Linked DNA regions of Homo sapiens: regions 1, 2, 4, 5 and 6 are each linked to region 3. The links are chromatin loops, found by intact Hi-C in ENCODE. Cell type or tissue: IMR-90. All regions are shown on one strand. Region 1 has its middle 5.3 kb from the start of PSG11. Region 2 has its middle 28 kb from the start of PSG1. Region 3 has its middle 28 kb from the start of PSG8. Region 4 overlaps PSG7 (pregnancy specific beta-1-glycoprotein 7). Region 5 has its middle 5.4 kb from the start of PSG2. Region 6 has its middle 5.7 kb from the start of PSG1.

Region 1 (5,000 bases), 240 kb before region 3:
TTCCAATCAGCTACAGTCCAAAATTGCTTCCTTTTCAAGGAGATTTATGGAAAAGATGCTGACAAGTAGACTTTAATACAAGTTTCTGATAACTTTCAGATTATACCACTGGACTGTCTAAGAACTTACAAACCTTTAACAAACAGGCTGATATCTTCAGAAAATTCTAAGCCTACCAAGCAGGAAAAACATTGATTTCATTGAAATAATTGATCATAATGAGGATAATGTTTTTAAGATTTTTATTTGAAAATTTGCTGATTCTTTAAATGTTTTATTTTCTAGATTCATGGAATTTTTTTAATCTATCTATAGCTTATAGCAGTTCAATAAACTATACTTCTGGGAACAATAATTGAAACACTTACTTTTGCTGTCTAGCTGACTGCCCCAGAATTGGGCAACTATTCATGAGTGTTGATATGTTTAAGGTAATACACATATTTGCACAAGTACAGTAACAATCTGCTCTATTTTTAACAGGACATATTTGAAATCATTTGTTATATTACCAAGGCTTTGACTGGGTTGTTATATTTAAGAATATATTTAGAATGAACCAATATGAACTGCAGGCAAAGTCTGAAGTCAGCCTTGGTTTGGCTTCCTATTCTCAAGAGGTTTGTAAAAGTCTAATCTCAGATTCCTTATAAAAACTTAGAGCAAAGAAAATTTTAAAAGAGAGCCTATCTGGCTCATTGCTACTCTTGCTGCACTTATGTAAAGAATCAGACTATGTTTGAAGAAACTCAACTTATTTTGCAAACAAACTTATTCTACTGAAATTATCATTGGTAAAACTAGAGATGCCCATAGAGAGAAAAATTATGTGGAAAATAAAAACTGTAGTATACCGGTTATGAGATTGCAGCTCTGTTCATTGTTTCTGTGTTTTTATTATTCACCTGTAGACTGGACATTACCCTGAATTCTACTAGTTCCTCCAATTCCATTTTCTCCCATGGAATCACTAAGACCAAGACCCACTCTGTTCCAGAAGCCCTATAAGTGGGAGGAGGACAACTCAATGTAAATTTCATGGGAAAATTCTTGTACCTGAAGTGTGAGCCACTCAGAACTCACCAAAATGTTGGACAGCATAACAACAGATGCTCAAACTGTAAACCAGGACAACAAGTTGATGACTTCACACTGTGGACAGTTCTCCCCAAGATGTCAAAATAAGACTCCCCATCATGATGAGGCTCTCGCCCCTCTTAACTGTCCTTGCTCATGCATGCCTCTTTCATTTGGCAGGATAATGCAGTCATTAGAATTTCACATGTAGTAGCTTCTGAGGGTAACAACAGAGTGTCAGATATGTCATCTCAACCTCAAACTTTTACATAACATCTCACGGGGAAATGTGGCTCTCTCCACCTTGCATACAGGGCTCCCAATAGAAATGAACACAGAGATATTGCCTGTGTGTTTGCAGAGAAGATGGTTTCTATAAAGAGTAGGAAAGCTGAAATTATAGTAGAGTCCCCTTTAAATCCACATTGTGTGGATGGCTCTCATGATTTCCTAAGAGATACGTTGTAAAACGTGACAGTAATGCTGATTCTAGCAGAATAAAACATGTACCACATTTGCTAATACTGTTCTCTTAAAATAATTTTAAAAGAATGGGGTGGGCCCTCCCATGTGTCCAGGCCAGGTCTCTGAACAGAATCCTCCATCTGCAGTAACAATGCCTAAGAAGATGACATGGACTTGGTCCTGATATGCAGCCATTCCTGTGTACCCTTCCCCTGCTGCAGGGCCGTACCAGCATAGGGCCCAAATCTTCAGCTGCAGAGCTGAGACAGAACATGGGATACCCAGCATCACTTACCTTCTTCCAGTCCACTGCAGTGGCTACTGGCATGGCCCATTTACCCCTGAGGACACCCATCTGCTAACCCACAGTTTCTAAGAGTCAGACTTTCCTGGCTTTTCTGAGCCCCAGCTGCTTTCACTCTGCTGAACCCTTCTTCTCCCCACAGGTGTCATTGCCTTAGCAGACACCTCTTTCAGCTGCAGCTAACAGGTAAGCCAAGACCCAGACCCCAGAGGATAAACAAGGATTTCAAAACCTACTGTGTCCAATGGAGGTGCCCACTTGTGGGCGGCAAGCCACCCAGGTGCTGAGGCAAGAGACTCAGGGCATGAGCTGTTCCAGTATCATAAAATATAAAAGAATAGTTATACCAGATACAGATCTTAGATATGATTATATGTGAATATCATTAATCATTAGTTGGTAGGAATTACTTTTTATTCCAACATTAGAGTAATCATCACTCTGTAATCATAACCTAGGAAAAGCCAGGCCATACAGAGATAGGAGCTGAGGAGACACAGTGAGAAGTGACCAGAAGACAAGAGTGCGAGCCTTCTGTTATGCCCAGACAGGGGCACTAGAGGGCTCCTTGGTCTAGAGGTAACGCCAGAATCTGGGAAGATGCCTGTTGCCAAGCAGACCTTGGTCTAGTGGTAGCCTCAGTGTCAAGGAAACACACCCACTACTTAGCAGACTGGGAAAGGGAGTCTCCCTTTCCCTGGGGGAGTTTAGAGAAGACTCTACCCCTCCACCTCTTGTGGAGGGCCTGACATTACTCAGGTCCACCTGCAGTTATCCAGAGGCCTCACCATCTCCCTATGATGCTGTGCTTCAGTGGTCACGCTCCTAGTCCGCCTTCATGTTCCATCCTGTACACTTGCCTCTGCCGTTTAGTTAGCAGTAGCAAATTAGTGAAAGTACTAAAAGTCTGTAATAAGCAGAAATAATGCTGTAAGCTCTCTCTCTCTTTCTTCTTTCTCTCTCTGCCTTGGCTGCCAGGCAGGGAAGGGCCCCCTGTCCAGTGGACATGTGACCCATGTGACCTTACCTATAATTGGAGATGGCTCACACTCCTTATCCTGACACTTTGTCTTGTATCCAATAAATATCACCACAGCCTGGCATTTGGGGCCACTACCGGTCTCCGCGTCTTGGTGGTAGTGGTCCCCCGGGCCCAGTTGTCTTTTCTTTTATCTCTTTGTCTTGTGTCTTTGTTTCTACAATCTCTCATCTCTGCACATGGGGAGAAAAACCCACCGACCCTGTGGGGCTGCTCCCTACACCCACTGCACAGAGACATAAAGAAGTTGAGATGTATACACCTCCCCCAACAACATTGTATCCCAAAACAATGTCCTCTCTGCCCCTCATCGTGGAACTCACTGTCTCTCACCACGTGGGCAAGTGCTTCCAGGGTCTCACAATTCTTCCACAAGAGGCAAGGCACACTTTAACATAGCACTTCAGCAAATAAAGTGGTGACAGTTTACCTACTTAGATAAAGTTTTTTAAAAGGCTCTCCCAAATTTCCCCATGAAGAAGACAGAAAAGGCTTTCCCAATGGTGAAACATTCGCCTCCCCACCTTTCAAAAAAGGATCCCTGAATAGCCAAAAGAATCTTGCCAAAATAAATTGTAGGACTTGAACTTTCTTATTTGAAATCTCACAAAGGAGTACAATTATTAAAACAAGCTGCTGGCAAAAGAATGAACATAAAGACAAATGGGATAGAATTGAGAGTCTAGAAGCAAACCCTCACACTTATGGTCAATTAGTCTTTGAAGAGAGTGTCAAGACAACTTAATGGAGGAACAATTCTCCTTTCTAATGATAGTGCAGAAACAACTAGATAACCACATGCAAAACAGTGAATTTAGATAACTCTACCTCACACCGTATCAAACAATTCCCTAAAAAATTGATCAGTGAGTTAAATATAAGACCTATAACCATAAAAACATCTCAAAGTAGACATAGAGGTAAATATTGATGACCTCAAATGTGCAATGGATTCTTAGATATGATACAAAAGCATGAGAAAGAAGAAAAACAAGATATATTGGGCTTTATCAAGATGTGAGCATTTTGTACATCAAAGGAAATTATCAAGAAAGTAATTAATAGACACAGAATGAGAGAAAATATTTGCAAACCACATATAGGCAGTTTTCATGTTCAGATAATATAAAGAACTAGCTACAACTCAATAAAGAAAGGACAAATCATCCAATTTATAAATGGGCAAAAGAGTCAAATAGACATTTCTTCAAAGAAGATATACAAAGAGTCAAGAAGGACATGAAAAGATACTCAACATCATTAGTCATCAGGAAAACACAAAGTCAAAGCTGCAATGAGACACCACATCACATCTACAAAACTGGTTACCATTCTTTTAAAATGTTAAATAACAAGTAGCAGTATTATGTAGAATTTGGAATCCTCATATATTGCTCGTGAGAATATAAAAAGGTACAGCCTCTAGGAGAAACAGTTTTGCTGTTCCTCAAAAAGCTAATCATATAATTCTCATTTGAAACAACATCCATTCCTAGGTATATACCCAAAGAATTAAATCCAGGACTCAAACAGGTACTTGCATGATAGTGTTGATTGCAGCATTATTCACAAAAGATTAAATATGAAAACAATCCAAGTGCTCATCAATGCATGAATAAATAAATATGGTGACACATACAACAGAATGTTAATCTGCCATAAAGAGGAATGAAGCTCTGACACCCACTGGAACATGCATGGACTATGGAAACATTATGCTAAGTGAAATATGTCAGAAACAAAATAACATCATTGTATAATTCCATTTATATGAAACATCAAGAATAGGCAAATTCATAGAGACAGAGTAGAGATGATCAAAGTCTAGGGTGGAACATACAGGGAGGTATTGTTTGAAAGATACAAAGTTTCAGTTTAAAGTGATAAAAATTTTCTAGGAAAAATAGTGGTGATGGTAATTTAACACTGTGTATGTGGTTAATTTCACTTGATTGTGCATCTTAAAGTGGTTAGAATAGCACATTATTCACAGAACTGTGAAAAATAGATTTCTGTTATGTAATTCACCCAGGCTAAGGCATTTGTTATGGCAGCTGAAGCCCATGAATACATCATCTGACCCAGTGTTTCAATGAAAGGCATGAGTTTTTCAAT
Region 2 (5,000 bases), 58 kb before region 3:
GAGGGCAGTGTGGAGGGGGCCATGCGGACCCCTGGGGAAGAGGATTCCAAACAGAAAAATGCCAAGGTCAGAAGTGTTGAAGGAATGGGCGTCATGCTGCTGACCTTGACCTAGTAGGACAGTAGGACACACACACATACACACACACAATCACACATGCCGCTTTTGTGTGTGTGTGTGTGTGTTTGTATGTGTGTGTGTGTCTGTGTTGTCAAGGCTGAGGACTGAAGAGACCTTCTCAGGACCCAGGGCCCCATGTTTTCACACCAATACACAGGTCTCAATATTGACTGATGCTCTCTCCACCTCCTAGCATCACTTTTAAACTTCTGGAACCCACCTACCATTGCCCAAGTCACGACTGAAGCCCAGCCACCCAAAGTTTCCGAGGGGAAGGATGTTCTTCTACTTGTCCACAATTTGCCCCAGAATCTTACTGGTTACATGTGGTAGAAAGGGCAAATAAGGGACCTCTACCATTACATTACATCATATGTAGTAGACGGTCAAAGAATTACATATGGGCCTGCATACAGTGGACGAGAAACAGTATATTCCAATGCATCCCTGCTGATCCAGAATGTCACCCGGGAGGACGGAGTATCCTACACCTTACACATCATACAGCGAGGTGATGGGACTAGAGGAGTAACTGGAAATTTCACCTTCACCTTATACCGTAAGTGATTCCACATGATCCCTGGGTGTTGGGGGACAGGGGTCACTTCTACTTCACACACACAGGATTGTCAGGCCTGGACTGTGCCTGTGTCCCCCTCTGCATTATGTCCCATGCTGGAGTTTGGGCATTTAGTGCAGGACACACACAGAGGAGACAAATTTCAACAGATCAGAATTCCTTTCCCACATCCAGACCCTGCAGACACTCGCTGCAGAGGAAGGACAGTCTGATGGGGGGACTCAGCAGGAGGAGATCAGTCTCAGCCAGGCACCTCATGCCCTCTTCATAAATTTGACCCTGAGAAAGACCCTGGATAACTGAGTAGGGCTTGGCCTGAGAGGCCACCTGAGATACTCTCAGAGAAGCTCAGCCCTAGAAGCCTCAACCCCAGACCCTTGTCCCTAAATCCTTGCTGCAGATAAATCTAAGGAGCCTGTACTGGGGCTGGGTTGTGGCTTCTTGGGCAGGGCTTACTGGGACCAAGGGTTTTCCAGCTGTCTGAGGACTGTGTCTCCTGCAGCTGTTCACCAGCTAGGGCTCAGCCCTCAGAGCCTCATCTGGGCAAGGACAGAGCTTTCTTCACCTGACATTCAGAGTGGAGAGGACAGAAAGACAAGCTTTGTAGGCCATCAGCCAACTGCCTTGGGAGGCTCAGGACAGTCCATAGAAAGTCTAATGTTCCCGGAAGCAGAAACAGAAGAGAGAAGGTGTAACTGGTAGCAGCTTGTCCACAGGGATCTGACATAAATGTGCTTTCTCATGGAAGCAAATTAATAATAAATGCTGTTTGTGTGAACACCTCCACTGTGCCAAGCATTAAGTCAGGTGACTGTGAATACTTTAACATTTATTCACAGATAGCATGAAAAGCCACAGTCCATTTGCCAGTTAACTTATTTGATTGAGAGAAAACAGAGGCACAGGAAGGCACAGTCTTTGAACCAGAGTCACACAAACCCAAAGGGGAGATCAGGGTCACATGAGGTCTGTCTGCAGCCACAGGCCCATCCTCTCCTCCACCAGAAGTGAGGGCTTACTGGGTTTCAAGCACCCCATAGTCATTTATTGGCTCAAATCCTCTCTTCTTAGGCATCCAAACCTCAGAGGAGTGAGAGCAAATGGTCAGCTGATTAGTCTGTACTCCAGAACTAAATCACCTGCCTCAACCATCAGAGTCAGTGCAAAAAAAATGTCCAGGCCTCCCCCTCAGATCTTAACCCCCATCACTGAACCTGAAATCCTGTGTTTCCCAAAGTGTCCATGTTACTGTCATGAGAGGATCAAGGAGAGGACCTTGTTTTCTTTCCCCACTCACACCCTGCACCAGCACAGGCCCAGCCAGAGACACATACTCAGGAGCTCTCACATAACAAATGAAGGAATCAAATGAAGAAATGAATGATCCAAAACCTCTTTAGAGACTGGATCTTGGATGCAGAATCCTAGGAGGTCCTAGCCACACCTGTCCCTTGTCCTTCAGAGGCTGACACCCATGTTTCATCCCCCTACTACCTCTTGCCCCTAAAGCCACCCCACCTCATGCAACTCTGAAGCTCTTTGGCCACCGGAGGGTTCTCAGGGCTCCTTGGTCCTGGACTGAGGAAATGGGGGCACCTGGTACCTGGGGTCTCTGAAGTCAGTGTCTCCCTCACTGCTCACTGCCATGGTGTCTCTGCCTCTCTCTGCTTCTCTGTGTCCCTCATCTTCCTCCCACTTCATTCTGACTGGCAAGCCCTGTCCTGCACAGCTTCTTCCTCCACACCTAGGCCTTCCCCAGACACTCCCTCTAATTAGTCTGGCAGTTCTGTTCCCTTCCTGCTAACACTGTGGCCTGGCCCACCTCCCAGGAAATAGGAAAGGTGTAGAAATCACCTGGAGTTGCCACTCCTGCCGGGCTTTATCTCCAGCCAATGTCCCCAGGTCACTAAGAGAATGAGCTTCCAATGTATTCCCATCTAGGGCTCTTTCCCTTTGTGAGGCTGACCTGTGGACAAGACCATGGGACAGGGATAGGCAGTTCTCCATCCACTGTTATCATTGCCAGACAAGTTCTTCTGGCCTTCTGCACACACAGACACAAACACACACACAAAAAAAAAATTATTGAAATGGTGGTTTGTAGTAAAGAAAGATTTTAATGACTCCAAGTCTGCCAAACAGGAGGACAGAGGTTTATTATTACTCAAATCAGCCTCCCCAGTGGATCAGGTGTTAGACATTTCCAAGGATGATTTCAGGGACACAGGACTAAAAAATGAGTACTGCTGATTGTTTGGTGATGGAATCATGCGGGCGGAGGGAAATGAACTGTTTGTGCTTGAATCCACTTCTAGGTAGGGACCACATGGCTGGCTGAGCCATTAGTCATGGGTATGGATGAGGTCAGCCAGTTGCCAGAATGCAAAAGAATGAAAAACATCTCAAAAGACTAATCTCACGTTCTGCAATAGTGATGTTATCTATGGGAGCAATTAGTTACAAATTTTGTAAACTCTGGCCAAATGACATTTGATCAGTCAGGGATTATAGAAACTGTGCCTACATTGTAGCAGAATTCGGTTCCCTCCTATAATCTCAATCTCATGGTCTTTCACTAGTTTTAGAAAGGCAGCCCCTGGGCAAAGTAAGGGTGTTAGTTTTATGGAGGTACTATTATCTTTCTTGTTTCAAAGTTAAACCATAAACTAAATTCCTCCCAATGTTAGCCTGGCCTATGCCCAGGAATGAGTGAGGACAGCCAGCCTGAGACTAGATGCCAGATGGAGTCAGCCACGCTAGTTTCCTGTCACTGTTGTAATCTTTGCTCTGACTCACCAGGGTGTCAGAGGCTGGACAGGCCTGCAGTCCCCAAAGCCCATGGGCTCATTTCACTCGTGACTCCATCCTCAACCTGCTGTGGAGCTCACATTCTCCAGTCACTTCCTAGAGACTTCTGGCTTCCTGTCAGGCATATAACAAGCTTGAAATTTGTCACTCGGTTCTAACGCTAAGTAAAAACTGAACAAACTCAAAAGTCAACAACTCGTTAAAATCCTTCAGAGATGGCTGGGCACAGTGGCTCATGCCTATAATCCCAGCACTTTGGGAGGCCAAGGCGGGCACAAGTTCACGAGATAGAGACCATCCTGGCTAACATGGTGAAACCCCGTCTCTACTAAAAATACAAAAAATTAGCTGGGCTTGGTGGTGGGCACCTGTAGTGCCAGCTACTTGGGAGGTTGAGGCAGGAGAATGGCATGAACCCGCGAGGCGGAACTTGCAGTGAGCTGAGATCATGCCACTGCACTCCAGCCGGGGTGACAGAGTGAGACTCTGTCTCAGAAAATAAAAAATGCTGTTAGAGAAATGAAGAATGCTTTTGATGCTTACTGGTAGACTGCACAGAGCTGAGGAAAGAATCCCTAGCTTGAGGATGTGTCAATAGAAACTTCCAAAACTGAAACAAGAAAGGTCAAAAAGAGTGGGGAAAAAAAGTGGAACAACATATTCGCCTTCATATTTAATATTTTGTTTTGACAATAGCAATTTTTAAATTTCTTTGTTGTGGGACAACTACAAAGGCTGTAACCTACATGTAATGGGAATACTGGTGGTTTTGGGGACCAGCTGGAGGTGGCCAGGTGGGTGCTATCTGATGGTATTACTGCCTGTGCCACATACAACTGTTTCCTCATGATGATGCTGCTTTCATAAGTTCGAGTTCTTCCTGTGGGGAGACACACGAGCCATTGGCATCTCACTTAGACTCTTCCTAATTCACACAAACTTAAACTCTAGTGTTATTTCCTGAACTTAAGAGAGAACGAAGAAAGTATTTCACATACCTGCTTTGTGCTCCTCCCGATTTTTCCTAACTCGGCACAGAAAGCAGAAGCAGGGAGTTCTTTCTATATTTACTAACATAACACACATCACTTCTTTTAATTTGGCATCATTCCTCCCTTTATGTAATTGACACACTACCCAGTTTTGTCCTTTTAACGGGACTCTCTCTACTTAAGGAGTTGCTAATTTCAAATCACCTTTGGCATCTTTCTTTGAGCATAATGTGATCCTGCTGGAATTCATGGCACACCTAAACCTTATGTTGGCCTCAAGAGAAATACTACTACCAGCAATTGATCTCAGATGTTTGGACCATCAGTAAAAATTCCCACTTATGAAAACATTTCAATGTTTCCTCCAAATTTTTTTTTGTTACTAGAGTCAGAACATAACATGAGGTCTAAAGTCCTGAAAACTTTTTATGGGAAAATTACAGTATTACAAATTGAGCATCTGAAATCCAGAAATCCACAATCTGAAATGCTCAAAACTC
Region 3 (5,000 bases):
CCCACCAGTTTAAAGGATAGTTGGATTCAAATTGCTTTCTTGTAAATGGTAAAGGTTAACGTTTATCTGAGGAAGGCTTTACCGAGTTTTAGAGAAAATAAATAGCACATTTACATCTCAAAGCAAAGAGAGAGAGAGAGAGAACTTAAGCTTTTTCAAGAAAAAATTTGGTGTGTTCAAGGAAGATTAAAAAGAGATGCCAAGGTAACACAAAAATAATAGAAATTTACCACGGGGTTTTATTTATTTATTTTTTAGTATACTTTAAGTTTTAGGGTACATGTGCACAACGGGCAGGTTAGTTACATATGTATACATGTGCCATGTTGGTGTGCTGCACCCATTAACTCGTCATTTAACATTAGGTATATCTCCTAATGCTATCCCTCCCCTCTCTTCCCACCCCACAACAGGCCCTGGTGTGTGATGTTCCCCTTCCTGTGTCCATGTGGTCTCACTGTTCAATTCCCACCTATGAGTGAGAACATGCGGTGTTTGATTTTTTGTCCTTGCGATGGTTTGCTGAGAATGATGGTTTCCAGCTTCATCCATGTCCCTACAAAGGACAGGAAGTCATCATTTTTATGGCTGCATAGTGTTCCATGGTGTATATGTGCCACATTTTCTTAATCCAGTCTACCATTGTTGGACATTTGAGTTGGCTCCAAGTCTTTGCTATTGTGAATAGTGCCGCAATAAACATATGTGTGCATGTGTCTTTATAGCAGCATGATTTATAATCCTTTGGGTATATACCCAGTAATGGGATGGCTGGGTCAAATGGTATTTCTACTTCTAGATCCCTGAGGAATCGCCACACTGACTTCCACAATGGTTGAATTAGTTTACACTCCCACCAACACTGTAAAAGTGTTCCTATTTCTCCATATCCTCTCCAGCACCTGTTGTTTATTTAGAGATGTAGCTTTTAATTTGGTCTCTTTTCTTCAACTGAATCACTGTGCTCAAGGTAGAGCCCATTAAGGAAGAGGGCCAACAAAGTCTTTGCAATTTTTAGATTCTAATCATTTAAATATGTAAAAAAGGGCACCAGTTGGAAGGGACAACATTTAGACATTAAAAATCAAGGATTTCACTGAATCCCAGGTCCCCAAGAAGAGGACAATGCAGTGGGGACCATACTGTGCAACACTTCCACAGAGTACTTTGCTACAAAGGCATTTCCCTAATTGTTTAAACTGTGTCTTTTGCATCTAAACATGCAAGGAAATGAGTAGCCCTCTGAAGCCAGAATAATTTATTATAATCACTGTTAGTCACTTTCAAAACCATAGCTCTTACCACTGACCCAGCAACCATTACACACACAAGGTCAAATATTTTTACAGTTCAAAGTAATGTAAAAGGCAAAGAGGTCAGGTAACACAATGGAGAAAAGAGCAGAGTTTTAGACCTGAGAGAAATCCGTTCACTTGCAACTCTTGGGGCTCCATGACAAAAAAACTATGGTTACTTTCCTACAGGAGAGTCTGTGTCTTCTTTTCTGTTTTCCTAAAGGGGTCCTAATACAGGAGTTATTGAGAAATTATTTTTAGGCAGCTAGAAAGGGTAAAAGAATTCTTGGTGGAATTTTCCTTTAATAAAACGCAGCCCCCAAACCATTTCTAACAGAAAACAGACTGAATGATCAGGCTGCAAGCATAGATAAGCATATACAGATGCAGGCAACTAAGAGCCAGGTACTCCCAATATGGCAGTTCCTGCACTTTTTTCCTTGTCACCATATGTGCAGGTGTCATGATGACCACCAGGTAGAAGCCACAATGGCATAATAAAAGATTAAGGTGGGAGGGCCAGTCTTTTCTCGGGCTACGTAAACAGCACACCTGGTCAAAACAATACCCTGGACCCTATGTAAATCAATCACTGCCTCCTCAAGTCTCTGTACAAAATCAATTGCATTCCACCACAAATTGGAGACCCTCTCTCGGGTGACTGCTTTCTCAGTATGAGAAAGCTTTTTCTCTCTCTCTTCTTTATTGTCTGTTAAATTTTTCACTCCTAAACCCACTCCTCACGTGTTTCCATGTCCCGAATTCTTTCTCAGTGTGTGACAAAGAACCATGAATAGATTCCCAAACAGAGCCATTTTATTTGGGAGTTCTCATCTGGGATTGTGATCAGAACAGAAGATAGAAACATCAGAATGGTGAGTATGGAGCAAACCTCAAATCTGTCCTTTAATTTCAAGGTTCTCTTCAAACTAGTTTCCTTTCATGGAGAACCTCACCATCACATGACGCTGGGGGATGTCATGGAGCAGCTGAGAATTTCTGGCCAGGAAACACCCTGATGTTATTCAAAGGCTTCTGGACTGAACACAGCTTCCGGCAGCTCATCCAGATGTTGGTAATGGGTCTCCTAATTTGCTATCCTGTTGCAAATTTGTTCTTCCTTTCTATCCATGGTCTCTATGTCTCCTGTTCTTTTTGTGTTTGCAATATGTGGAAATTTTTACGGTTCAGGGAAACAGTTCTGTTAGGAAAGATCGGTACATGGTATAATAACTAACCCAATAGGTCCCTCCCTCTCTCTTTCTCTCTCTCTCTCCTTCCTTTGGTAAGCACTTGGTATTTCTAAGCCAACAGTGTCACCTAGTGGAAACATAAATCCTCCTTATGAGGCACATTGTTGGTCCTTTGCCATAACACTGCACTTTTCCAATTCTCTCTTTTTGCACTGATAGAAAAGCCCTTTCTGTGAATGGGAAAGCTCTGCTTTCAACAGTTAGGAGTAAAATGTCTTCCATAGCCAAATTTTAGTTCCGATACTGTCCCATCAGCAGGAAAAACTGCCATTAGGTCCCTACGTTCATTTAAGGTACTTATTCTATCTCCAATTAGAACAGTATTTAATTAGTAAGGACATTTTAAGAACAGAGTCAACCAGGACCACTTTTCTGAGGGTAAGTGTTTTAGCATGGGCCATAACTGGCAACTGGCACATTCCCTCTCTTAAAGAAAGCTTGCTCAAAGGCAACTATTACAATTTCACCAGAGATCCATTTTTCAGGAGGCCAGGCAGATCACAGGCAGATAAGCTAAGGCTGCATGGGTAAAGTGTGGCTAATGTCATCACTTCATTTATCCAGTTCCATGGCTTAGAGGGCCACACCTACAACCATGGGTGGCAAATTTAACACAGTGCCAGGACTCAGGAACCAAGGAGAGAAAACAGTTGGGGGGATGCTCCCACTGTCTTCCACATGACTCTGGGTAACAATGAAAGAAGGGGGACTATAAGGACACTTTTATTCTCACTTCTTTTTCTCGATGGCTAACAGAGCATCTTCAGTTTGCACCCCTCTGGAGTGCACTCTGAGGCACTAGAACTCTTTTAACCTCAGGACTTTGAAGAGAAAAGCAACTCATTCTATTTTGCACAATGACAGGGCATTTTTACTAAAACTTTAGAAGCATTGTAACAGCAACCCAGATTTTTTTAACAGCCATATCAGGAAGGCCTATAAAGAATAATCCCCTAGAATTAGAAAAGCAACTTCCCAGGGAACCATCTGAGAAGAATCCCCATAATTTGGGGTCCCTCCAAGTTCCCTTCTCATTACAGGACCTTAGGCAAATAAAGTAAGACTTAGGCTGATTTTCAGACAATCCTGATAGGTATATAGAAGCTTTCCAGAATTTAAGTCAGGTGTTTCACCTCACATGGAAGGATGTTATGCTGCTCCTAAACCAAACCCTAACTGTAACTGAAAAACAGCCAGCTCTACAAGCACCAGAGAATTTTGAAGATGAGCAACATATCTCCTATAATACACCAAAAGGGAAGGAAGGAGATACAGAAAGTGAAGAAATAGCAGAAACACCATTCCAAATAAGAAGTGAAGCAGTACCTCTTGGCAACCCTGATTGAAGCCCCAATAGCTCAGCAGATGAATGGAAAAGAAAAACTAAGGCCAGACCTCTTAATTCCTCTAAACTGTCTATGATAGACTCAAAGCCAGAGGAGAATCCTGCAGCCTTTATGGATAGGTTAAGAGGGGCACTATTAGCACACACCTTTTTATCTCCTGATTCACTCAAGTGACAGCCCATTCAAAAAGATAAGTTTATTATACAGAATGCTCCCAATATTAGAAGGAACCTACAAAAGGCAAGCTATAGTAGCACATAGCACCTTGGAAAACCTTCTGAGGGTAGCCACTTCAGTCTTTTATAATAGGGACCAGGAGAAGGCCCAGAAGAAAGAGAGAAAGCTCAAGAGAAGGACAAAGCCTCTAATAGCTACTTTGCAGAGTTGCAAAGTCCAGGATCCCAGAGGTGTATCCACTAGTTGCTCTCGGTGTGGCAAGCCAGGGCATTTTTAGGAAGGAGTGTCCAAACAGCAAGAGGAAGCCACCTTGACAATGACCAGCCTGTGGTGGAGACCACTGGAGATGCAACTGCTCCCAGAGTTGGAGGTCACTGGGTTCAGTACCAGTCTCACAGTGGTCCAGCAAGACTGATGGGTCCTGGGGCTCAAACCCCTGGCTCCAGCAGCTCAAACTGCCATTACAGCACAGGAGACACAGGTCATTCTGGAAATTATAGGGAGGAAAGTAGACCTCCTTCTAAACACTAGATCTAGTCTCTCTCTTTTCTCCTTTCTTATCCAGGCCTCCCCTCTTCCCATAGCACAACCATAAGGGGTGTCTCAGGAAAAATTCTAATCCAATATTTTTCTCAACCTCTTATTTGCCATTAGGAGGACCTATTGTTTACATCTGCTTCCAAACCACTGTCACAATAGCTCTACTAGTCAGAAAAGCCTCCAAATTAACCCTAGGAAAGAACGGTTTACATCCCCACTTAATGTGGCAAAATTACTTTCCTCTAGAGGGAGCTCTTAGCTAACAAACAGCTGGTAAAGCAAGAAATATATATGGCAGGATAAGCAGTAGTCACTCTAAATAACATCTCCCTTCAGGTGCAGGTGCTCAATCAGCTAAACAAATGGTTCTTACAAGAGCACTTAAATTA
Region 4 (5,000 bases), 130 kb before region 3:
AAATATGCTGATTCTTTATGTGGATAGTTTTCTAGATTTATGGAAATTTGTCTTTTAATCTATCTCTAGCTTATAGTGGTTCAATAAACTATACTTCTGGGAATGATAATTGAAATATTTACTTTTGCTCTCTACCTGAATGCCCCAGAATTGGGCAACTATTCATGAGTATTGATATGTTTATGGTAATACAGATATTTGCACAAACAGAGTAACAACCTGCTCTCTTTGTAACAGGACACATTTCAAATCATTGGTTATATTACCAAGGCTTTGACTGGGATGTTATATTTAAGAATATAGCTAGAATGAACCAGTATGAACTGCAGGCAAACTCTGAAGTCAGCCTTGGTTTGGCTTCCTATTCTCAAGAGTTTTGTAAAGGTTTAATCTGAGATTCCTTATAAAAACTTACAGCAAAGAAAATTTTAAAAGAGAGCCTACATAGTCCATTGCTACTCTTGCTGCACTTATGTAAACAATCAGACCAAGTTTGAAGAAACTCAACCTATTTTGCAAACAAACTTATTCTACTGAAATTATCATTGGTAAAACTAGAGATGCCCATAGAGAGAAAAATTATGTGGAAAATAAAACCGTAGTACACCTGTTATGAGATTGCAGCTCTGTTCATTGTTTCTGTGTTTTTATTATCCACTGTAGACTGGACATTACCCTGAATTCTACTAGTTCCTCCAATTCCATCTTCTCCCATGGAACCTCAAAGAGCAAGACCCACTCTGTTCCAGAAGCCCTATAAGTCAGAGTTGGACAACTCAATGTAAATTTCATGGGAAAATCCTTGTACCTGATGTCTGAGCCACTCAGAACTCACCAAAATGTTCAACACCATAACAACAGCTGCTCAAACTGTAAACAAGGAAAACAAGTTGATGACTTCACACTGTGGACAGCTTTTCCCAAGATGTCAGAATAAGACTCCCCATCATGATGAGGCTCTCACCCCTCTTAGCTGTCCTTGCTTGTGCCTGCCTCTTTCACTTGGCAGGATAATGCAGTCATTAGAATTTCACATGTAGTATAGGAGCTTCTGAGGGTAACAACAGAGTGTCAGATATGTCATCTCAACCTCAGACTTTTACATAACATCTCAGGAGGAAATGTGGCTCTCTCCATCTTGCATACAGGGCTCCCAATAGAAATGAACACAGAGATATTGCCTGTGTGTTTGCAGAGAAGATGGTTTCTATAAAGAGTAGGAAAGCTGAAATTATAGTAGACTCCCCTTTAAATGCACATTGTGTGGATGGCTCTCACCATTTCCTAAGAGATACATTGTAAAACGTGACAGTAAGACTGATTCTAGCAGAATAAAACATGTACTACATTTGCTAATACTGTTCTCTTAAAACAATTTTAAAAGAATGGGGTGGGCCCTCCCATGTGTCCAGGCCTGGTCTCTGAACAGAATCCTCCATCTGCAGTAACAATGCCTCAGAAGATGACATGGACTTGGTCCTGATATGCAGCCATTCCTGTATACCCTTCCCCTGCTTCAGGGTCGTACAAGCCCAGGGCCCAAATCTTCAGCTGCAGAGCTGAGAGAGAACATGGGATACCCAGCATCCCTTACCTTCTTCCAGTCCACTGCAGTGGCTACTGGCATGGCCCATGTACCCCTGAGGACACCCATCTGCTGACACACAGTTTCTAAGAGTCAGACATTCCTGGCTTCTATGAACCCCAGCTACTTTCACTCTGCTGAAACCTTCTACTCCGTACAGGAGTCATTGACTTAACAGACTCCTCTTTCAGTTGCAGCTAATAGGTAAGCCAAGACCCAGACCCCAGAGGATAAACAAGGATTTCAAAACCTACTGTGTCCAATGGAGATGCCCACTTGTGGGCGGCAAGCCACCCAGGTGCTGAGGCAAGAGACTCAGGGCATGAGCTGTTCCAGTATCATAAAATATAAAAGAAGAATAGTTATACCAGGTACAGATCTTAGATATGATTATATATGAATATCATTAATTGTTAGTTGGTAGCAATTACTCTTTATTCCAATATTATAATAATCCTCGCTTTATAATCATAACCTAGGAAAGGCCAGGCCATACAGAGATAGGAGCTGAGGAGACATAGTGAGAAGTGACCAGAAGACAAGAGTGCAAGGCTTCTGTTATGCCCAGACAGGGCCACTAGAGGGCTCCTCGGCCTAGCGGTAACACCAGCGTCTGGGAAGACACCCTTTGCCAAGTGGACCGTGGTCTAGTGGTAGCCTCAGTGTCAAGGAAAAACACCCACTACTTAGCCGACCGGAAAGGGAGTCTCCCTTTCCCCGGCGGAGTTTAGAGAAGACTCTACTCCTCCACCTCTTGTGGAGGGCCTGACATTAGTCAGGTCCACCCACAGTTATCCAGAGGCCTAACCGTCTCCCTGTGATGCTGTGCTTCAGTGGTCACACTCTTAGTCCGCCCTCATGTTCCATACTGTACACGTGGTTCTGCCATTTAGTTAGCAGTAGCAAATTAGTGAAAGTACTAAAAGTCTCTAATAAGCAGAAATAATGCTGTAAGCTCTCTCTCTCATTCTCCTCCCTCTCTCTGCCTCACCTGCCAGGCAGGGAAGGGCCCCCTGTCCAGTGGACATGTGACACAGGTGGCATTTCCTATCATTGAAGATGGCACACATTCCTTATCCTGCCCCTTTGTCTTCTATCCAATAAATATCAGTGCAGCCTGGCATTCAGGGCCACTACCGGTCTCCGCATCTTGGTGGTAGTGGTCCCCCAGGCCCAGTTGTCTTTTCTTTTATCTCTTAGTCTTGTGTCTTTATTTCCACAATCTCTCATCTCCACACACAGGGAGAAAAACCCAACGACCCTGTGGGGCTGCTCCCTACACCCACTGTACAGAGACATAAAGAAGTTGAGATGTATACAACTCCCCCAACAACACTGTATCCCAAAACAATGTCCTCTCTGCCCCTCATCGTGGAATTCACTGTCTCTCACCACATGGGCAAGTGCTTCCAGGGTCTCATAATTCTTCCACAAGAGGCAATGCACACTTTAACATAGCACTTCAGCAAATAAAGTGGTGACAGTTTACCTACTTAGATAAAGTTTCTTAAAAGCTTCTCCCAAATTTCCCCCTGAAGAAGAGAGAAAAGGCTTTCCCAATTGTGAAACATTGGCCTCCCCACCTTTCAAAAAAGTACCCCTGAGTAGCTAAAACAATCTTGCCAAAATAAATTGTAGGACTTGAACTTTCTTATTTGAAATCTCACAAAAGAGTACAATTATTAAAATGGAAGCTGCTGCCAAAGAATAGACATAAGCTGCTGGCAAAAGAATAGACATAAAGACAAATGGGATAGAATTAAGAATCTAGAAATAAACCCTCAAACTTATGGTCAATTACTCCTTGAAGAGGGTGTCAAGACAATTTAATGGATGAACAATTCTCCTTTCAAATCATAGTACAGAAACAACTAGATAACCACATGCAAAACAGTGAATTTAGATAACTCTGCCTCCCACCATATCAAACAATTCTCTAAAAAATTGATGAGTGAGTAAAATATAAGACCTATAACCATAAAAACATCTTAAACTAGACATAGAGGTAAATATTGATGAACTCAAATGTGTAATGGATTCTTAGATATGATACAAAAGCATGAGAAACAAGAAAAACAAGATATGTTGGGCTTTATCAAGATGTGAGCCTTTTGTACATCAAAGGAAATTATCAAGAAAATAATTAATAGAAAAGAATGAAAGAAAATATTTGCAAACCACATATAGGCAGTTTTCATATCCAGTTAATATAAAGAACTAGCTAAAACTCAATAACAAAAGGACAAACCATCCAATTTATAAATGGGCAAAAGACTCATATAGACATTTCTTCAAAGAAGATATACAAATAGTCAAGAAGGACATGAAAAGATACTCAACATCTATAGTCATTAGGAAAATACAAAGTCAAAGCTGCAATGAGACACCACATCACACCTACAAAACTGGCTACCATTCTTTTAAAATGTTAAACAACAAGTAGCAGCATTATGTAGAATTTGGAATCCTCATACATGGCTGGTGAGAATATGAAAAGGTACAGCCACTTGGAGAAAGAGTTTTGCTGTTCCTCAAAAAGCTAATCATAGAATTCTCATTTGAAACAACAGGCATTCCTAGGTACATACCCAAAGAATTAAATCCAGGGCCTCAAACAGGTACTTGCATGGGAATGTTCATTGCAGCATTATTCACAAAAGATAAAATATGAAAATAATCCAAGTGTTCATCAACACATGAATAAACAAATATGGTGACACATACAACAGATTGTTAACCTGCCATAAAGAGGAATGAAGCTCTGACACCCACTGGAACATGCATGGACTTGGGAAACATTATGCTAAGTGAAATATGTCAGAAACAAAATAACATAATTGTATAATTCCATTTATATGAAACATCAAGAATAGGCAAATTCATAGAGAGAGAGTGGAGATGATCAAGGTCTAGGGTGGAACATACAGGGAGGTATTGTTTAAAAGTGACAAAGTTTCAGTTTAAAATGATAAAAATTTTCTAGGAAAAATAGTGGTGATGGTAATTTAACATGGTGTATGTGGTTAATTTCACTTGATTGTGCATTTTAAAGTGGTTAAAATAGCACATTATTCACAGAACTGTGAAAAATAGATTTCTATTATTTAATTCACCCAGGCTAAGGTTATGTTATGGCAGGTGAAGCCCATGAATACATCACCTGACCCAGTGTTCCAATGAAAGGCATCAGGTTTTCAATCAAGTTAGCTGGAAGCTCCTGTCCCCAGGAGAACCAGAGGCCCCAAAACAAGAGCTCCAGCAGAAGCTCAACCAGCACAAGTCCCATAGGGCAGCCTCAATGTCAGGCCCTGGATGGCATGTGAGGCTATAATGATATAACAAGAACGTGAAAATATAAGTATTTTTACTACTTACAGACACTAGGGAGCACTCAGCACACCTGGAGGCCACAGAC
Region 5 (5,000 bases), 290 kb before region 3:
GATATGATTGTTCCAGAAATTGTATGAGATTCCTAGAAATTAAATATGTTATCAGCCATTAATGTCATATACCACAGAAATAACTAACTTTTTATGTGAGCTGTGTTATCATAATGAATTCTCATCAGAGTTTTAACCATAGTCATTTAAAATCTTTGTCATTCACAGATGTTGTTTTTATTCTTCCTCAAAGCATTTCCAATCAGCTACAGTCCAAAATTGCTTCCTTTTCAAGGAGATTTATGGAAACGATGCTGACAAGAACTCTTTAATACAAGTTTCTCATAACTTTCACATTATACCACTGGACTGTCAAAAACTTCCAAAACTTTAACAAACAGGCTGATATCTTCATAAAATTCTCAGCCTACCAAGCAGGAAAAACATTGATTTCATTGAAACAATTGATAATAATGAGGATAATGTTTTTATGACTTTTATTTGAAAATTTGCTGATTCTTTAAATGGTTTGTTTTCTAGATTTATGGAATTGTTTTCTTTTAATCTATCTATAGCTTATAGCAGTTCAATAAACTATACTTCTGGGAACAATAATTGAAGCATTTACTTTTGCTGTCTACCTGACTGCCCCAGAATTGGGCAACTATTCAGGAGTATTGATATGTTTATGGTAATACACATATTTGCACAAGTATAGTAAAAATCTGCTCTCTTTTTAACACGACACATTTGAAATCATTGGTTATATTACCAAAGCTTTGACTGGAATTTTATATTTAAGAATATAGATAGAATGAACCAATATGAACTGTAGGCAAAGTCTGAAGTCAGCCTTGCTTTGGCTTCCTATTCGCAAGAGGTTTGTAAATGTTTAATCTGAGATTCCTTATAAAAACTTACAGCAAAGAAAATTTTAAAAGAGACCCTACATGGTCCATTGATACTCTTGCTGCACTTATGTAAACAATCAGACCACGTTTGAAGAAACTCAACCTATTTTGCAAACAAACTTATTCTACTGAAATTATCATTGGTAAAACTAGAGATGCCCATAGAGAGAAAAATTATGTGGAAAATAAAAACTGTAGTACACCGGTTATGAGATTGCAGCTCTGTTCATTGTTTCTGTGTTTTTATTATCCACCTGTAGACTGGACAGTTCCCTGAATTCTACTAGTTCCTCCAATTCCACTTTCTCCCATGGAATCACAAAGAGCAAGACCCACTCTGTTCCAGAAGCCCTATAAGCTGGAGGTGGACAACTCAATGTAAATTTCATGGGAAAACCCTTGTACCTGAAGCGTGAGCCACTCAGAACTCGCCAACATTTTCGACACCATAACAACAGATGCTCAAACTGTAAACCAGGACAACAAGTTGATGACTTCACACTGTGGACATTTCTTCCCAAGATGTCAGAACAAGACTCCCCATCATGATGAGGCTCTCACCCCTCTTAAATGTCCTTGCTCATGCCTGCCTCTTTAACTTGGTAGGATAATGCAGTCATTAGAATTTCACATGTAGTAGCTTCTGAGGGTAACAACAGAGTGTCAGATATGTCATCTCAACCTCAAATTTTACATAACATCTCAGGGGGAAATGTGGCTCTCTCCATCTTGCATACAGGGTTCCCAGTAGAAATGAACACAGAGATATTGCCTGTGTGTTTGCAGAGAAGATGGTTTCTATAAAGAGTAGGAAAGCTGAAATTATAGTAGAGTCCCCTTTAAATCCACATTGTGTGGATGGCTCTCACCATTTCCTAAGAGATACATGGTAAAACATGACAGTAATACTGATTCTAGCAGAATAAGACATGTACCACATTTGCTAATACTGTTCTCTTAAAATAATTTTAAAAGAATGGGGTGGGCCCTCCCATGTGTCCAGGCCAGGTCTCTGAACAGAATCCTCCATCTGCAGTAACAATGCCTAAGAAGATGACATGGACTTGGTCCCGATATGCAGCCATTCCTGTATACCCTTCCCCTGCTGCAGGGCCGTACCAGCCCAGGGCCCAAATCTTCAGCTGCAGAGCTGAGACAGAACATGGGATACCCAGCAGCCCTTACCTTCTTCCAGTCCACTGCAGTGGCTACCGGCATGGCCCATTTACCCCTGAGGACACACATCTGCTGACCCATAGTTTCTAAGAGTCAGACTTTCCTGGCTTCTCTGAGTCCCAGCTACTTTCACTCTGCTGAACCCTTCTTCTCCCCACAGGTGTCATTGCCTTAGCAGACACCTCTTTCAGCTGCAGCTAACAGGTAAGATAAGACCCAGACCCCAGAGGATAAACAAGGATTTCAAAACCTACTGTGTCCAATGGAGATGCCCACTTGTGGGCGGCAAGCCACCCAGGTGCCGAGGCAAGAGACTGAGGGAACGAGCCGTTCCAGTATAATAAAATGTAAAAGAAGAATAGTTATACCAGATATAGATCTTAGATATGATTATATATAAATATCATTAATCATTAGTTGGTAGCAATTGCTCTTTATTCCAATATTATAATAATCCTTGGTCTATAATCATAACCTAGGAAAAGCCAGGCCATACAGAGATAGGAGCTGGGGAGACATAGTGAGAAGTGACCAGAAGACAGGAGTGCGAGCCTTCTGTTATGCCCAGACAGGGCCACTAGAGGGCTCCTTGGTCTAGCGGTAACGCCAGCGTCTGGAAAGATGCCCATTGCCAAGCAGACCGTGGTCTAGTGGTAGCCTCAGTGTCAAGGAAAAACACCCGCTACTTAGCAGACCGGGAAAGGGAGTCTCCCTTTTCCTGGGGGAGTTTAGAGAAGACTCCACTCCTCCACCTCTTGTGGAGGGCCTGACATGAGTCAGGTCCACCCGCAGTTATCTGGAGGCCTGACCGTCTCCCTGTGATGCTGTGCTTCAGTGGTCACACTCCTAGTCTGCCTTCATGTTCCATCCTGTACACCTGGCTCTGCTGTTTAGTTAGCAGTAGCAAACTAGTGAAAGTACTAAAAGTCTCTAATAAGCAGAAATAATGGTGTAAGCTCTCTCTTTCTCCTCTCTCTCTCTGCCTTGGCTGCCAGGCAGGGAAGGGCCCCTTCTCCAGTGGACACGTGACACATGTGGCCTTACCTATCATTGGAGATGGCTCACACTCCTTATCCTGCCCCTTTGTCTTATATCCAATAAATATCAGCGAAGCCTGGCATTCGGGGCCACTACTGGTCTCCGCATCTTGGTGGTAGTTGTCCCCCAGGCCCAGTTGTCTTTTCTTTTATCTCTTTGTCTTGTTTCTTTATTTCTACAATTTCTCGTCTCTGCACACGGGGAGAAAAACCCACTGACCCTGTGGGGCTGGTCCCTACACCCACTGTATAGAGACATAAAGAAGTTGAGATGTATACAACTCCCCCAACAACATTGTATCACAAAACAATGTCCTCTCTGCCCCTCATCATGGAATTTACTGTCTCTCACCACGTGGGCAGGTGCTTCCAGGGTCTCACAATTCTTCCACAATAGGCAATGCACACTTTAACATAGCACTTCAGCAAATAAAGTGGTGAGAGTTTACCTACTTAGATAAAGTTTCTTAAAATGTTCTCCCAAATTTCCCCCTGAAGAAGACAGAAAAGACTTTCCCAATTGTGAAACATTAGCTTCCCCATCTTTCAAAAATGGACACCTGAATAGCCAAAACAATCTTGCCAAAATAAATTGTAGGACTTGAACTTTCTTATTTGAAATCTCACAAAGGAGTACAATTATTAAAACAGAAGCTGCTGGCAAAAGAATGGACATAAAGAAAAATGGGATAGAATTGACAGTCTAGAAATAAACCCTCACACTTATGGTCAATTACTCTTTGAAGAGGGTGTCAAGACAATTTAATGGATGAACAACTCTCCTTTCAAATGATAGTGCAGAAACAACTAGATAACCACATGCAAAACAGTGAATTTAGATTACTCTAGCTTCCACCATATCAAACAATTCTCTAAAAAATTAATCACTGAGTTAAATATCAGACTTATAACCATAAAAACATCTTAAAATAGACATAGAGGTAAATATTGATGACCTCAAATGTGCAATGGATTCTTAGATATGATACAAAAGCATGAGAAACAAGAAAAAAAGATAAATTGGGCTTTATCAAGATGTGAGCCTTTTGTACATCAAAGAAACTTATCAAGAAAATAATTAATAGACACAGAATGAGAGAAAATATTTGCAAACCACATCAAGAAGGACATGAAAGGATACTCAACATCATTAGTCACTAGGAAAATACAAAGTCAAAGCTGCAATGAGACACCACATCACACCTACGAAACTGGCTACCATTCTTTTAAAATGTTAAATAACAAGTAGCAGCATTATGTAGAATTTGGAATCCTCATACATTGCTGGTGAGAATATAAAAAGTACAGCCCCTAGGAGAAAGAGTTTTGCTTTTCCTCAAAAAGCTAATCATAGAATTCTCATTTGGCCCAACATTTATTCCTAGGTGTACACCCAAGGAATTAAATCCAGGGACTCAAACAGGCACTTGCATAGGAATGTTGATTGCAGCATTATTCAAGAGATAAAATATGAAAACAATCCAAGTGCTCATCAACACATGAATAAATAAATATGGTGACACACACAACAGAATGTTAATCTGCCATAAAGAGGAATGAAGGTCTGACACCCGCTGGAACATGCATGGACTTTGGAAACATTATGCTAACTGAAATGTGTCAGAAACAAAATAACATAATTGTATAATTCCATTTATGTGAAACACCAAGAATAGGCAAATTCATAGAGACAGAGTAGAGATGATCAAAGTCTAGGGTGGAACATACAGGGAGTTATTGTTTAAAAGATACAAAGCTTCAGTTTAAAATGATAAAAATTTTCTAGGAAAAATACTGGTGATGGTAATTTAACACTGTGTATGTGGTTAATTTCACTTGATTGTGGATTTTAAAGTGGTTAAAATAGCATATTATTCACAGAACTGTGAAAAACAGATTTCTATTATTTAATTCACCCAGGCTAAGGTGTTTGTTA
Region 6 (5,000 bases), 92 kb before region 3:
TTTAATTCTTCCCTTTATCCACTTTAATTTCTAGTCTCCCACTGCTAATTCTCCATATGACCCATCCCCACCACCGCCACCGTCAACAGCCACCAGTGAGAATTCTTACTACCTGAACTTCACTGTGACAAAAAATCAGCCTTGGACCTGTGGGCTAAATTGTTCCAAGATTCCTGATGGAGTTCTCAGATTCAGGCAAAGCTAGGTCTCCTGATACCCTGTCTTAGTCAGTTTTGTGTTGCTAAAAAGGAATACCTGAGTGAAGCTGGATAATTTATAAAGAAAAGAGGTTTATTTGGCTCACAGTTCTACAGGCTATACAAGAAGCATTGCACCAGCATCTGCTTCTGGTGAGGCCTCAGGGAGCTTCCACTCATGGTGGAATGGGAAGGGGAGCTGCTGTGTGCACAGATGACATGGTGAGAGAAGAAGCAAGAGAAAGAGGAGAGGAAGGTGCCAGGCTCTTTCTAACAATCAGCTCTTGCAGGATTGAGTAGAAAACCCACTCATTACCATGAGGGCAGCACCAAGCCATTCATGAGGGATCCGCCCCCATGACCCAAACACCCCCATGTAGATCCCCATCTCCAACATTGGGGATCAAATTTCAATGTGGGGTTTGCATTTTCCTGCAAACTCATGTGCTGTGCACTCCCTCATGTCATCTATGAATGATCATCTGCCCCAGGACTTCCTTGAAGCAATAGCTCAAATCATATTCTAAGAGTTCTGGGGGTAAAAAGGCAAAAAAACTAACTCTACTGACTCCCTTGTTTGTCTCCCAGTGTTTATGGAGGGTGACCGGTGTTCACAGCCCTCTGCTAGGCATCGCAGATACAGAGGTCAAGGAGATAGACATAGCCCTGCCCCCGTGGAACTTGTAATATAGTTGGGGAGACATATGAAACCATTGCGCACGTAAAGGTCTGATTGCCAATTATTACACAGGCTAGCAAGGGAAAGAACAGAGTCAATGACAGAACGGCTCTGGGCACCTAACTTAATTCAGGTCTTATAAGGCCAAGGAGTGGGCCTCACTACAGAAATGGCGTGGAAGGTGAAATCAGGAAGGAGTAGAAGTCCAGTTTCTGAAAAGTTGGAACACAGATTCATCATACAACCCAGCAATTCTACTCTTTGATGTCTACCCCCCAAAAAATGAAAACATATGTCCACCCAGAAACTTGTACATGCATGTTCACAGCAGCTCTATTGATAATAAAAGGAGGAAATGACAAGAAACTACCAAAAGAGAACAATGTGAAGGGCTGGGTGGAAGTTGGTTCTTCAATGAAATCTCACAAATTCCAGTGTTTCTAGTACTTCTTACCAACACTTACATGTATTCACCCTAATTAGCTCATGTGAAAAAGATCTTCCTGTATTACTAACAAGTGTAATTTGGAGAGTAGATAGATCTCAGGTGAGGACTTCGGAACATGCCAAATGAATTAATGGAATCAGTCCACTTTCTAACTTAACATCACTGGCTTACTTAACAATACGTGACGTTGGTGAGAAGAACCTGCAGAGGACACAGGAAGTAGAAGAGGAGCTCACATCTGTCCATGATTTCTATTGCATTTCAGTTTATGTGGTCATTGGAGACTCAGTTTGTGAAGGTAAGCCAATCCTTGCTTTGAGGAAAATATACATATTCAGGGGAAGATGGGTCTTACTAGATGAAAAGATAATAAATGAAAAGAGGGAGAAGGGAATGCATGGTGGCCCCAAGAAGCCAGAGAAGACAATTACATGAACATGGACATCAACCACCAAATGTTGTATAGGTCAAAAAAGAAAAGCAAAGGACTGGAGACCAAGCAGAAGGGCTCACACCCCTACCAGCTACTCAGGAAGATGAGGCCAGAGGATCTTTAGAGCTCAACAGTTTGAGACCAACCTGGGCAACAGAGTGAGACCCCTGTCTCAAAAAAAAAAGAGAGAGAGAGAGAGACTGGGAAGTAGAAGCTGAGATGATATGAGGGTCACCTGTGGCTTGGACAGGATTAATGCAGGGACCATTGGAGATCAGAGACAAGCTGGAGAAGGTTGCACTGAAGAAGCAGAGATCATGAATGCAGAAAGCTTGAGAAGTTTTTCCAATCAGGAAAGCCAAGACATGGGGCTGTCACTACAGGGCAAAACGGAGCCTGCAGGGAGTCATGCAAAAGTATTTGTCTCTTTTGAAGTTTGGTGTGACATGAGGGATTCAAAGAGAGTTAACAGAGGAGGGGAAGCTTTTAAACTCCAGATGATGAAAGAGCTCAGAAAGGACTCAACTTTTGTCCAAAGGGGATGAGATGGACAGAGTTTAAATTTCTCTTTCAAAAAATGATGCCTTCGAGGGAACAATAAGAGGAAAGCAGGCTAAGAGGTCAGCCAGGTGGATGAAAACCATGTTGTTTTCACTTAAATATGTGTAGTCCTGCAAGTGTAACACAGCCAGATAATTCCAGAGCTCCTGGGTCACCGTTCCCTCTATCTTCTCAGACCCCACTCAGCAGAAGAGATGTTTGTTTATGGCTCCACCCAGGAAGCAACTGCAAGCTCCTATGACTTCAGCATCTGAAAAGTACTTCAGATCCAAACTCTCGCTTCCTGAACCTGAACGGAGCTCATCCCCACTCCCCTGTCACTCTGCATAAGATTCCAGGGTGACATTGTCAGATGTGGTCATTAATCTCCTTTTAAAAGTGCAAATCCCCTCAGAACGTGACTCTGCTCATCACCTGTTTAATCAGATCGCTTCCTTCTCATTTGTAGCTCAGAAGTGGTTGGAAGAGGGAAGCAGGGAAGAGTGAGAAGTGACCAGAAGACAAGAGTGCGAGCCTTCTGTTATGCCCACAGAAGGCCACTAGAGGGCTCCTTGGTCTAGCGATAATGCCAGCATCTGGAAAGATGCCCATTGCCAAGCGGACCATGGTCTAGTGGTAGCCTCAGTGTCAAGGAAAAACACTCGCTACTTAGCAGACCGGGAAAGGGAGTCTCCCTTTCCCCAGGGGAGTTTAGAGAAGACTCTACTCCTCCACCTCTTGTGGAGGGCCTGACATTAGTCAGGTCCACCCGCAGTTATCCAGAGGCCTGACCATCTCCCTGTGAGGCTGTGCTTCAGTGGTCACGCTCCTAGTCCGCCTTCATGTTCCATGCTGTACACCTGGCTCTGCTGTTTAGTTAGCAATAGCAAATTAGTGAAAGTACTAAAAGTCTCTAATAAGCAGAAATAATGCTGTAAGCTCTCTCTCTCTTTCTCCTCCCTCTCTCTGCCTCAGCTGCCAGGCAGGGAAGGGCCCCCTGTGCAGTGGACACGTGACCCACGTGACCTTACCTATCACTGGAGATGGCTCACACTAATTATCCTGCCCTTTTGTCTTGTATCCAATAAATATCAGCACAGCCTGGCATTAAGGGCCACTATCTGTCTCCATGACTTGGTGGTAGTGGTCCCCCGGGCCCAGCTGTCTTTTCTTTTATCTCTCTGTCTTGCGTCTTTATTTCTACAATCTCACGTCTCTGCACACGGGGAGAAAAACCCACCGACCCTGCGGGCTGCTCCCTATGCCCACTTTACAGAGACATAAAGAAGTTGAGATGTATACAACTCCCCCAACAACACTGTATCACAAAACAACATCATCTCTGCCCCTCATCGTGGAATTCACTGTCTCTCACCACGTGGGCAAGTGCTTCCAGGGTCCAAAATTCTTCCACAAGAGGCAATGCACACTTTAACATAGCACTTCAGCAAATAAAGTGGTGACAGTTTACCTACTTAGATAAAGTTTCTTAAAAGCTTCTCCCAAATTTCCCCCTGAAGAAGACAGAAACGGCTTTCCCAATTGTGAAACTTTGTCCTCCCCATCTTTCAAAAAAGTACCCCTGAATAGTGAAAACAATCCTGCCAAAAGAAATTGTAAGACTTGAACTTTCTTATTTGCAATCTCACAAAGGAGTACAATTATTAAAACAAGCTGCTGGCAAAAGACTGGACATAATGAAAAATGGGATAGAATTGAGAGTCTAGAAATAAACCCTCACATTTATGGTCAATTACTCTTTGAAGAGGGTGTCAAGAAAATTTAATGGAGGAACAATTCTCCTTTCTAATGATAATGCAGAAACAACTAGATAACCACATGCAAAACAGTGAATTTAGATAACTCTACCTCCCACCATATCAAACAATTCTCTGAAAAATTCATCAGTGAGTTAAATATCAGACCTATAAAACATCTTAAAATAGACATAGAGGTAAATATTGATGAACTCAAATGTGCAATGGATTCTTAGATATGATACAAAAGCATGAGAAACAAGAAAAACAAGATAAATTGGGCTTTATCAAGATGTGAGCCTTTTGTACATCAAAGAAAATTATCAAGACAATAATTAATAGACACAGAATGAGAGAAAATATTTGACAACCACATATAGGCAGTTTTCATGTCCAGATAATATAAAGAACTAGCTACAACTCAGTAACAAAAGGAGAAACCATTAAATTTATAAATGGGCAAAAGACTCAAATATACATTTCTTCAAAGAAGATATACAAATAGTCAAGAAGGACATGAAAAGATACTAAACATCATTAGTCATTAGGAAAATACAAAGTCAAAGCTGCAATGAGACACCACATCAAACCTACAAAACTGGCTACCGTTCTTTTAAAATGTTAAATAACAAGTAGCAGCATTATGTAGAATTTGGAATCCTCATACATGGCTGGTGAGAATATAAAAAAGTACAGCAGCTAGGAGAAAGAGTATTGCTGTTCCTCAAAAAGCTAATTATAGAATTCTCATTTGAAATAACATCCATTCCTAGGTATATACCCAAAGAATTAAATCCACGGACTCAAAAAGGTACTTGCATGGGAATGTTCATTGCAGCATTATTCAGAAAAGATAAAATATGAAAACAATCCAAGTGTTCATCAACACATGAATAAACAAATATGGTGACACATAAAACAGAATGATAATCTGCCATAAAGAGGA

What was found. Hi-C counts contacts between places; a loop is a spot of excess contacts. Peaks named below come from ENCODE experiments on the same cell type or tissue, not always from the same donor. Only the 100,000 strongest peaks of a DNase experiment are listed, where the experiment ranks them.
Region 1: it touches region 3 in a loop (5-fold over the local background); 5 of 110 quality-filtered maps call a loop at or near these places.
Region 2: a loop joins it to region 3, with 5 times the contacts of the local background. A loop is called at or near these places in 13 of 110 quality-filtered maps.
Region 4: a loop joins it to region 3, with 13 times the contacts of the local background. A loop is called at or near these places in 6 of 110 quality-filtered maps.
Region 5: it touches region 3 in a loop (8-fold over the local background); 7 of 110 quality-filtered maps call a loop at or near these places.
Region 6: it touches region 3 in a loop (11-fold over the local background); 20 of 110 quality-filtered maps call a loop at or near these places.

Annotation. Positions count from the first base shown.
Region 1 is chr19:43,029,284-43,034,283 of GRCh38, reverse strand. No RefSeq gene overlaps it. Among named protein-coding and RNA genes, the nearest start is that of PSG11, 5.3 kb to the right of the region's middle. In IMR-90, a CTCF peak has its summit at 2,418 (motif pointing right); a DNase peak (open chromatin) is centred at 2,453.
Region 2 is chr19:42,849,628-42,854,627 of GRCh38, reverse strand. It overlaps the pseudogene PSG10P. Among named protein-coding and RNA genes, the nearest start is that of PSG1, 28 kb to the left of the region's middle. In IMR-90, no CTCF peak of the experiment used is centred here; DNase peaks (open chromatin) are centred at 3,037 and 3,487; H3K27ac peaks cover 3,566 bases.
Region 3 is chr19:42,791,243-42,796,242 of GRCh38, reverse strand. No RefSeq gene overlaps it. Among named protein-coding and RNA genes, the nearest start is that of PSG8, 28 kb to the right of the region's middle. In IMR-90, CTCF peaks have their summits at 2,600 (motif pointing left) and 4,847 (motif pointing right); a DNase peak (open chromatin) is centred at 2,592; H3K27ac peaks cover 335 bases.
Region 4 is chr19:42,920,488-42,925,487 of GRCh38, reverse strand. PSG7 (pregnancy specific beta-1-glycoprotein 7) reads left to right here. Exons shown (of 6, transcript NM_002783.3): 6 at 664-1,356. The coding sequence ends at 680. Among named protein-coding and RNA genes, the nearest start is that of PSG6, 5.1 kb to the right of the region's middle. In IMR-90, a CTCF peak has its summit at 2,174 (motif pointing right); a DNase peak (open chromatin) is centred at 2,187.
Region 5 is chr19:43,085,551-43,090,550 of GRCh38, reverse strand. No RefSeq gene overlaps it. Among named protein-coding and RNA genes, the nearest start is that of PSG2, 5.4 kb to the right of the region's middle. In IMR-90, a CTCF peak has its summit at 2,632 (motif pointing right); a DNase peak (open chromatin) is centred at 2,660.
Region 6 is chr19:42,882,949-42,887,948 of GRCh38, reverse strand. No RefSeq gene overlaps it. Among named protein-coding and RNA genes, the nearest start is that of PSG1, 5.7 kb to the right of the region's middle. In IMR-90, a CTCF peak has its summit at 2,851 (motif pointing right); a DNase peak (open chromatin) is centred at 2,888; H3K27ac peaks cover 598 bases.